2 separate regions of the Homo sapiens genome follow, and region 1 is linked to region 2. The links are chromatin loops, found by intact Hi-C in ENCODE. Cell type or tissue: OCI-LY7. All regions are shown on one strand. Each heading gives the region's core, and the rest is flanking DNA. Links, peaks and the distances in the headings are about the cores only.

The links. A loop is a pair of places that touch in the nucleus more often than their neighbours do. Peaks named below come from ENCODE experiments on the same cell type or tissue, not always from the same donor. Only the 100,000 strongest peaks of a DNase experiment are listed, where the experiment ranks them.
Region 1: a loop joins it to region 2, with 8 times the contacts of the local background. A loop is called at or near these places in 2 of 110 quality-filtered maps.

The regions. Positions count from the first base shown.
Region 1 is chr7:106,151,046-106,156,422 of GRCh38, reverse strand. No RefSeq gene overlaps it. Among named protein-coding and RNA genes, the nearest start is that of SYPL1, 41 kb to the right of the region's middle. RefSeq lists an enhancer at 59-208 and a silencer at 1,142-1,191. In OCI-LY7, for the core only: CTCF peaks have their summits at 1,316 (motif pointing right) and 2,379 (motif pointing right); DNase peaks (open chromatin) are centred at 2,392, 3,052 and 3,392; H3K4me3 peaks cover 690 bases; H3K27ac peaks cover 1,116 bases.
Region 2 is chr7:104,942,935-104,948,311 of GRCh38, reverse strand. The region is part of intron 1 of LOC101927902 (a long non-coding RNA gene); the gene reads right to left. Among named protein-coding and RNA genes, the nearest start is that of LHFPL3-AS2, 19 kb to the right of the region's middle. RefSeq lists enhancers at 2,654-2,723, 2,956-3,250, 3,044-3,353, 3,664-3,713, 4,354-4,413. In OCI-LY7, for the core only: CTCF peaks have their summits at 2,961 and 3,161; DNase peaks (open chromatin) are centred at 74, 3,071, 3,851 and 4,651; H3K4me3 peaks cover 3,286 bases; H3K27ac peaks cover 4,930 bases.

The DNA of each region.
Region 1 (5,377 bases), core at 245-5,244, 1.2 Mb before region 2:
ATTTTTATTCCCTCTCGTCCGGTGTCAAGGTTGAAACAGGCAATTCTCCTTACTATCCTCTTCAGCGTATTAGGTTTATTTCTTGCTCACTCCTGCCATCAGATTGTAGCCTGTTGGGTTCTCATCCTTAGGCAGAAGAGTCTCCTAACAAAGACTCACTCCTTGGGCAAGCCCTAGCCTCATCGTCTACCCTCTGATCTCCCCTGCAACTATCAAAAAGGAAGCTGAAAGTCTCCTGTCTGTAGCGGAAACCCTCGGTATTACTTCACAGAATTCCTGCTTCCTTCTTGTTTTTTGACCTCTCCAGATTTCTTTCAAAGAAGCTCAGCATTACATGTTTTAAATATGTTGTTTTGTCTAGCATTTTGCTTCCAGTTTTCCAGTGGAAGATAATTTAGAGTGTTTAATCTTCCATATGGACAGAAACAGCTATCCCACCCCATGAGGAGTAGGTCACTGGAAGAGTGGCAGGTGGGGTAGGGGTCCTCTGATTACGTCCACAAGTGGCCAGTGGCCAGTAGTTCTGGGCCACTATTCCTGGGGCCAGTTTGGCCTCTGCAAGATTCTGAGAGAGCCAATTACTAAGGGCTCAGCCTTAGGAGGATGTGACTATCCAAAACTACACAAGATGCTTAGAATTACCTTTTTCTAAAGAACTGCTGCCATGGCAAAGCTTCTCCTTATAGATGTATTCTAACTAACAAATGAAACAACAAAGAGATTATTGTTTCCGAATATCACCGTTTTGCAACGGCCAATGAGTTAGTCCACGTAGACATTGAGAATCGATGGCTGCTAACATCATGCACATAAAAGAGAGATTACGAGATGAAAGAAGCCTCACCACCTAGCATCTTACCAAGGGCTCAAGCCTGAAGGTGAGCCAGCCTCTGGATCCAGCTGCCCATCTGCAGGATCACAAAGGTCAGAGGAACATGAGAGATGACCACGTACACGCAATCTAAGATCCAGATCACAGGTCAAGTGGCCCAGATTCTTAAGCCCATACATTTAAAGGGAAAGGAAAAGATGGAGGGGAACACGTAAATTAAAAATAACTTGAGGACACATGACAATATTCAAAAGGAGGAACAATATTAAACTACAGTGTCTATGGCTACACATTTAGATGACAAACTAGAAAGAAATGCAAATAAGTAATTGCTATAAAAGTCAGAACGGTGGTTACTTACGGGTGTGGGAGGCTGCTGTGTTTGGGTGTCCACGTTGCAATCATTAAGCTATACTTGTCTTTTGTGTGGTTTTCTATAGCTGGTTTTATTTCATAGTAAAAAGGGTTTTGTTAAACAGTCAGAAGGGGGCAGTTATTCCTATCTCAAAATATTATCTCACTGCTCAGTCTTTACTGGTCCAACCCTACCTGAAGTATTCAATAGCTTTTTGAATTAGACTCTAAGGAACCCAAGGCAACCTGACAACACTCTTTCCAAACATATGGGCACAGATACACAGTTCTTTATACACACACACTTACATATACACAGCATTCTTCCCTCCTGCTGAGACCTCATCCCTCTTGTCCTCTCCCCAAAATGTTGCACCTCCTCAGCAGCCTGGCTGCATCGGCTGCTTTTCCACAACCTCCCTGATCTCTAGCTGAATGTGAGCCTATCACTATCTGGTGCTCTCTCATGGGATATATCTGGATCTGTCTCATTTTGTAATGACTTCCCCTCCTTCTGAGTTATATGATTATAAACTCCTGCAAGCAGAGAGTACATAACTTGTTTCATGTGTCCCTTTTAGTATGCGCACAATATTTTGCACAATATGGCCATTGAGAAGCATTTCTTGTTAAGTACAAGAAATTTACGGTCTTTCTTGTCTGGTAATTAAGTTAAAAAGCAACTGATGTCTCTATCATTGCCTTTTTTTTTTTTTTTCTTTTCTGAGACAGAGTCTCGCTCTGTCGCCAAGCTGCAGTGGCACCATCTCAGCTCACTGCAACCTCCCCTCCTGGGTTCAAGCAATTCCCCTGCCTCCGCCTCCAGAGTAGCTGGGACTACAGGAGCGCGCCACCACACCTGGCAATTTTTTTTTTTTTTTAGTAGAGACGGGATTTCACCATGTTGGCCGGGATGGTCTGGATCTTCTGACCTCGTGATCCACCTGCCTTGGCCTCCCAAAGTGCTGGGATTACAGGCGTGAACCACTGCGCCCGACCCTATCATTGCTTTTTTAACAGTCATGTTGCTCATTCTGTGTTAACGGAGCATTGATTTTACTTAGCATTCAGTTCTAAGTCACAAAGGTCTGTAATTTGCTTGTCAGCTTCTCTCTGTTAACAGGCCAAAAAGAAGTACCAGGAATTGGCCAAAGCTTTGAGGATAAGCACTAGTGGTGTTGGCAGCGACATTCCAGCAGAGAGCAGCAGAGGGCTGAGCGCTGGGCAGCTGCCTGCTGCAGGGCTCCTTGCTCCCAGGAATGTATTTGAGAGATGAGGCAAGGCGGGCGGGCGCACCCCAGGAAATCTCCTATTTCAAGGCAGAAAATGTCTAGAATCAGAGAACAAGAAAAGCTAGAATGTACCATGAGCCTCTTTGATCTGAAAGAGATCATAGTTCTGATGGGATCTGTACTTGTTCTAAGTTCAGCCTCTGCTGGGGGTGGGGGTCAGCCTTGTTTTTTTGGTTGGTTGGTTGGTTTTGAAACGGAGTCTCTCTCTGTCGCCCACGCTGGATTGCAGTGGCACGATCTCAGTTTACTGCAACCTCTGCCTCCCGGGTTCAAGCGATTCTCCTGCCTCAGCCTCCCGAGTAGTTGGGATTACAGGCATGCACCACCACACCCAGCTAATTTTTGTATTTTTAGTAGGGACGGGGTTTCACCACGTTGGCCACTCTGGTCTTCAACTCCTGACCTCAAGTGATCCGCCCGCGTTGACCTCCCAAAGTGCTGGGATTACAGGCGTCAGCCAGGGCACCTGGTCTGTTTTTTGTTTTGTTTTAACATAACATCCTGAAGCAACCTTCCTCCTGACTCAGCATCTGCCTCCTGGAAAGCCACCTTCCTTCCTCTGAGGGGCAGCTTCTCCTCTGTTCTCTGAGAGAGGAGCCAGTGCTTTGATGCAGCCTTATGGTTTTTCTTTTGTGGACTGCCCCTAATTGCAGCAGTCAGCAAGTTCTTTGCAGGGAAGGGCTGACTCACCTGCATTTTGGAAGAAGCCATCCTTATTTTCAGGCACAGAGAACATCTATTAGCCCAAAATGTCTTCCAAATTTCAAGGAGTACATGTTTCAAAAGGAATTGTCATCACAGTTTTACTCCAAGCAGTTGGCTTCCAAGAAGCCTGTCTCTGGCCATTGGGGATGTTAAAATAACCTAAATTTGGCCTGAGGAAGCCTTTGCACCCAAGTCCTTACTTAACTAACTGCAGGCAGCCTGGCTTACTAATCTAATTGAAAGCCTAAATTTAGGAGTATGCTTTTGTAAAAAATAGCTGAGTCTCCGCCATCACGGCAACTGAGCTTCCTTCAATCCCTGGCTGCCAACGATCAAATAAGGCAAACGCTGAGCCGGAACCAGTTAAGCCCTATATGTACCTCACTTCTGTTTTCCGTGCATCCATAACACTTGATCACATTGTTGACCATGTTCTTAGAACCCGTTCTGAATCAGAGGGCTGCCTGATTCACATGTCATGTGTTTTTGTTTTCTGAGTTTTTGTTTTTTTCTCACTTAAACTCTGCTAAACTTGTCTAAGGTTTTTCTTTTTAACAGGGTCTCTGGAACTCACTGCTCAAAGATCTTCCCTCTTGTTTATTGAAAGGTGACAGGTCCCCTCTAAAAACTGCAAGGTCAAGTATGTCTGTGACTTTAGCGACTGTCAAAAGAATGCAGGCAGGCCCAACTGAGTGGGGACACAAGGAAATATAGGGGATGACAAACAAGAACCGTCAGCTCTTGTGCCAGCTTCCTACGTACCGTCTGTGTTGGAACAATCACCCAGGTACTGACAGGTGCCAGCCTAGCTGCAGAGCAGGCTAACCCCAACCCCACCAAGCCCTGAGGGTGAACGTGGAGCAAGAACCTGGCTCACCAACTACAGCAAAAGAACCGTCTTGTTGAGCAAACTCTTCCCATGGGACTGTATAATACCTTTGGTTTCCCAACTTTTTACAAATTTACCTTGATCCTGAAATCTCTGCAGCACTTAAAGATTATGGACTTTTCTGTGAGAATCAGAGCTTTTGGACTATGTGACAGTACTTGTTGCCTGCTCAAAGTCTATTCTTCCTCCTTCCTTAGTGAGAGAACTTTGGACAGTATGTTTGTTTAAAAAGAAACAACAACAAAAAACTGCATTCCAAGCCTCTTGCACAGATTAATGTCACTAAATATGCCGGCGAGCCTGGGGATGAGGCCTTTTGGGAGGTGCATCTGCCCCTGTCCCTGTCCGATCCTGACTGAAACAGGGACACGGCCACAGCAGGGATGGTCCAGCAGTCATCTTGTGAGCTCAGTGCTGACAGCCACCCACAGGAGTGGCAGGCATACACAGGAGGGGTTGACACCAGTAACCTTTTGGAGCCACCATACCTGCCTCAACTCCTCCCTCCTTCTGTTACTGGAGAAAATAACTGAAACATTTATTCCCTAATTTTCTTAAGTCACTGACATCAACCCCCACCACTATAAGTGGCAGGAGGTTACCCTGCCCCATGCATTGTAAGCATCCAGTTAACAGTCACAGAGAAAACCCAGATGGAAGAAAGACACCCTCTTGCCTTTCCCTGATCGAGATAGGCAGCATCTGTTTTTGTTTCTCTTCCCCATATTGAAACAGAAATAACATTAGAACCTTAGAGTAAGGGGGCCAGAGGGTCTGGAGAGAGCTTCGCATCTTAGAGGCTGGGCAGTGACCAACCTGTGTAGGGAACAGAGTGAGGCCCTACCATCAACGCCAACTCTAGGAGGAACACCCCAGCTGGCCTCCCTGCCCTGTCCTCCACCCCCACAAGTTACATCTGAAGTTGAGGGAGGTGCAGCCAAATGATGCTCCTTCTCTTTTTATTTAAATTGTAAACATAAACTCATTTAACCAGAAAGTTATGCAGATACATAGTACAAATACAAAAAAAAATAGAGGAACATCAAAAGTGCTAATAATTCCACCCAAAGACAATTTCTTTTTAAAGCTGCAGAAATAACCTTCCAGATCTTTTCGGATATACATATATACAAATACATATTTATCATTAAATGGGATAATACTATAGATAGAATAGTGTGATTGTAAGTGTGCAATTCCAACCCGTCAACAATACATTGCTATTTTAATGTAACTAGAGTTGCCTGCCCTTCTGTCTGGCTCCACTGACATACCAGACTTAGGTCTGCCCTCCCATGCCACCAC
Region 2 (5,377 bases), core at 53-5,052:
GATTATACAAATGCCTCTAGTTCCGTATTCCATAGATTTGCCCTACCTAGATCTACAAAAAAAGTGAGACCACATCCCCTTAGGCAGCATCTTACCATTGCTGTGTGTTGAGGCACCTGCTCCATTCACTTACATATTCAACAAATATTTTATAAATGTGTACTATGTACCACATGTTGTGCCAGGTGCTGAAGACAAAGCAGTGGGTGAGATAAATCCAGCATCTATCCTCCTGCAGTTCAGACAGTGGCTCTTAGCTTCTGTGATTGGCTGAAGCCATTTTTGTTCAACACATGAAAGAGCACTTAAATATTCTTTCCCAAAGACCTCACAGCTTCAAAAATACCAAAATACCACCATCTTCCCAAGGTGAACACTAGACTGTGAGTTTCTCCTCATTTTATGGAAAGTGATGGGAAAACACCCAGATGATTTTGCAGTACTCCTGGTGCTTCATTCTCAGGGGCAAAATTGGGCATAAAACCTAGGTATCTAGATCGTGTCTGCAAAGGAAGCAATTGCTCTAATTCTGATAATCGGCCTTTCCTTTACATGCCTCTGAGACAGGGTCTTGCTCTGTCGCCCAGGCTGGAGTGCAGTGCCACAATCTCGGTTCACTGCAACCTCTGCCTCCTGGGTTTAAGCGATTCTCAGGCCTCAGCCTCCAGAGTAGCTGGGATTACAGGTACACACCACCACACCCAGCTAATTTTTGTATTTTTGGTAGAGATGGGGTTTCATCATGTTTGCCAGCCTGGCCTCAAACTCCTGGCCTCAAGCAATCTGCTCGCCTCGGTCTCCCAAACTGCTGGGATTACAGGCGTGAGCCACCGTGCCCAGCCTACATGCCTCTTCTAAATCAATCATGTTTCATGATTGCAAATTTTGCATTTATTTTGTGCTGGACTCCCAAGTTCTTTTATAATAAACAATAGTCACCATTTATTAAATATTCACTAGGTTCCAGGCATCCAGGCTAAGCCCTTTACACTAAATCATGTAGTCTTCCCAATTATAAGTACCATCATGGTAGCCATTGTATAGAGGAGAACACTGAGGCTTAGAGAGGGTCAATAAAATTCCCGAGGTCACACATCTAATAAGAGCAGACATGATTAGAGAAGTCACATCAATAGAGGTACAGAAGTCTCTGGTATGATGAATAAGCTATAGCTCAAGTATTAATAGTAATCATTAACTTCTTTTTTCTTTTTTTTTTTTTTTTGAGATGGAGTCTCTGTTGCCCAGGCTGGAGTGCAGTGGCACAATCTTGGCTCACTGCAACCTCCACCCCCCAGGTTCAAGTGATTCTCCTGCCTCAGCCTCCAGAGAAGCTGGGATTACAGTGGCCACCACCATGCCCAGCTAATTTTTGTATTTTTAATAGAGATGGGTTTTTGCCATGTTGGTCAGGCTGGTCTCAAACTTCTGACCTCAGGTGATCCTCCCACCTCGGCCTCCCAAAGTGCTGGCATTACAGGCATGCATGAGCCACTGCGCTCGGCCTGTAATCACTAACTTCTATTGAGCATTTACTATTGTGCCAGGTACTAAGTGCTTTACGTATATTTATTAGAAGGGAAAAAGATTCTTCCTCATCCCTTACATTTCCTTCCATGTGGAAGAAGCTTCTCTGGCATGAGATTTCTGACCTGTCTCCCTGCTCTTTGACTCATTCCTGCCCAGGAGGGTGGTGGTGGTGGTGAAGAGGGTGGTACAGGAAGAGGAGCAACTTCTCAATGGAGACGCTGGGGAGGAACTGGAGATGCATAGCTCAGCCCATCTCTGTCCTCTTGGCAGCCATCCTCCTCCAGAGCATGCTTTGGGCTCTGCTCTCCCAGGCTCCACTGTTTACAGGGACAGTTTCCAACTGGGGGGCATGCCCCAGCCTGCGTGGGTACCCTGCCTAATTCTGGCATTCACTTACCCACAAATGTAAACCATGGACTCCTATATAAAATGTATCAGTGATAAAGTTGATGTTTTGATCCCATTTGCTTTTTTTTTTTTTTTTTTTTTGAGATGAAGTCTCGTTCTGTCACCCAGGCTGGAATGCAGTGGGGTGATCTCGGCTCACTGCAACCTCCACTTCCTGGGTTCAAGTGATTCTACTGCCTCAGCCTTCCGAGTAGCTGGGATTACAGGTGTGTACTACCACACCCAGATAATTTTTGTATTTTCAGTAGAGACAGGGTTTCTCCATGTTGGCCAGGCTGGTCTTGAATTCCTGACCTCAAGTGATCTGCTTGCCTTGGCCTCCTAAAGTGCTGGGATTACAGGAGAGAGCCACTGCTCCTGGCCAATCCCATTTGTTTTTATTTCTCCTTGCCCAGCTCTTAATTACTCAGAACTTGGGAAGGGAAGAGAGGTTTCCTCTATTATAGTCTCTCAAATCTCCAAACTATTAACTCATTTAATCCTAACAAAAATTCCATTAGAGGACAGGGAGCAATGGCTCATGCCTGTAATCCTAGCACTTGAGAGGTGCAGTTGGGAGGATCTCTTGAGGCCAGGAGTTCAAGACCATCCTGGGCAACATAGTGAGACCCTGTCTCTACCAAAAATTAAAAGAAAAAAAGAATTCCATTAGAAAAGTACTCTTATTATCCTCTCAGATGAGGAAACTGAGCATTTGGCCTTTTGGTTGAAATACAAATATTTGCTCTCAGTCCAGGATCAGATGAAATTAAAGCATATAAGAGTGTTTGCAAACTGTTAAAGCTATGTATACAGAAGGCAATGAGGGTGGTGGTTCTGGCTTTCACACCCACTGGCAGTAGGACTCTGAGCAAGTACTTTCCGGACTTTAGTTCCTTTATCAGGAAAGTGAGGGGTGGGAGAGGCTGATCTGTGCAGATCCTTCCTGTTCTAACGCCTGTGACCACGAATCAGTGATGACTAGCCATTGACTGTTTTCTCCTGGCTTCCTCTGCGTCATTGAGGACTTTTGGATGCTGACTTTTCCCGATTGAGCTAGGCCCAGTCCCTGGGGAACACAGGCCACCTGAAACTCCCCCTCGTTGAATGGGCTGGGCTCAGTCATCTGAGGTTTGCTGCTCGGTTGCCTTTGGTTGCTGCAGCAACATAACACACGCCCACACTTCCGTTTCTGAGAGTGCGATGAAGGCTGATCTCCTCCTGTCGGCCACAGGGGCTCTCCCAGGCCCTGCCGCTCACAGTACTTCCTGGCTTCCTCACAAGGCCACCCGAGGGGAGGGGAAAGAAACCCACTAGTCATTCCTCGGGGGTTGTGGGAGTTGAAGTGAATACTTCCCCGGAAAAAAAAAAAAAAGGCACATCTCCATCAGGTCAGCACTGAGGGGCTAAAATCTCAAGAGATTCAGACTCAGTATTAAGAGACTGATTTGGCTGGGCGCAGTGGCTCATGCCTGTAATCCCAACACTTTGGGACGCCGAGGCGGGCGGATCGCCTGAGGTCAGGAGTTTGAGACCAGCCTGGGCAACATGGTGAAACTCCGTCTCTACTAAAAATACAAAAAATTAGCTGGGTGTAGTGGCAGGCACCTGTGATCCCAGCTACTCGGGAGGCTGAGGCAGGAGAACTCCTTGAACCCGGGAGGTGGAGGTTGCCGTGAGCCAAGATAGTGCCACTGCACTCCAGCCTGGGCGACAGAGTGAGACTCTGTCTCAAAAAAAATAAAATAAAATAAAGACTGATTTAGAACAGTGTTTGTGAACAGGATTTCTGCTTGCTGACGCCGTTGGAAGAGCCTGTGTTTTTGAAATGATTGACGTCATGAAATCTAGTTTGGTCACCAGGATATGGGGTTGACAAAGACCTTGTGGCAGGCCTTTACTATAAGTTTCATCTAATTCTGAAATTCAGTGCTTTCACACCGGAAGTGAGCAAAATAACAAAGAACAGAAAGTGGAAAAAACATTCTGACCTAGTGGAAACTATCTTTTGCCCACCTGCATTCCTGCAAAATAGCAGTCAAATTAGCCCAGATATCTACCTTTGAGGGGGTCCCCAGATGGTGTATCTCCCAAAGGGATTTTGTCGATGAATTTAACGCCCCAGTTATTCAGAAGAGAGTTCTAAAGGCATTATTAGAGGAACCTGAGGTTGTTTCTCTCTGCCTCCATAACAAAATAGCTCACTCTTTTGCACACCTGAATAAAGAAACTACACTGGGATCAGGAAATAAGGGCAGAGCCAGGGCAAATTCCGAACCAATGCAAGAAAACCTTTAAATGCAATTGCCCGGATAGTTCTCCCATTGAGAGGAACAGGATGTGTGCTGGCTTTAGCCAAGAGGAATGGGCTAGATAAGATGAGCATAGATTTTGAACATGCAAAAGGGTGAGGTGACCAGAGGGAAAAGGCGAGCAGCCAGGATAAGAAGACTCCTCTGTCCTTCTGACCCTTGCCCTCACAGGACCTGCTCCTACCAGCAACCAGCAGACACTTCCTCACTTAGGTGGGGGACTGAGGCTGTGGCCCTTGATGGCATTGTTCCCAGAATGGAAAATGTGGGTGTTGGCAACCATATCAAAGGCCTCTGATTGTTTAGAAACCTTTACAGCTCTGATCACCAGACCGCAAAGCCCAAGGGCCGTTCAAGGCCTGTGGAAACTTTGGAACAATAGACTTGGCCCCCTGCCTATCTGTTTTCGTGGCTTTCTGAAAGAGGTAGACGGGGCCTCCAGCCACTCTACGCTCCAGCCCAACCATCAACCTATCAATCTTCTTCAAGCCGGTTCTCACAAGCCAGCACTGGTTAGAGATCGGAGCTGAGATGAGTGCACTCTGCTCTTCAGAGACTGAGACTAGATTGAGAAGAAGGAGGTACCGGATCAGCGTACAAAGTCCAATGGGTGCCAAAAGACTCAGCAACCATGATAAACAATATTTTAATGCAACCACTAAAAAATAAAAATAAAAAATTATCCACGATGAACAAAATATCAAAAATTTTAAAAGAACTGCACTAAAATATTTATCTTGTTTACTGAGTTTTTTGGCGGCCCCTTAAATTTTGCACCCATGGGCCCGGCATTGTGGCTCACACCTGTAATCCCAACACTTTGGGAGGCTGAGGTGGGTGGATCACCTGAGGTCAGGAGTTCAAGACCAGCCTGGCCAACACAGTGAAACCCGTCTCTGCTAAAAATACAAAAATCAGCTGGCTGTGGTGGCACACACCTGTAATCCCAGCTAGTCGGGAGGCTGAGGCAGGAGAATCAGCTTGAACCTGAGAGGCAGAGGTTGCAGTGAGCCGAGATCGCTCCACTGCACTCCAGCCTGGGTGACAGAGCGAGACTCCATCTAAAAAAAAAAAATTGAATTTTGCACCCATGTTGAGTGCCTCCTATGCCTCACTCTAGTCCCTGCTCTGCTGTGAAATGGTGTGCT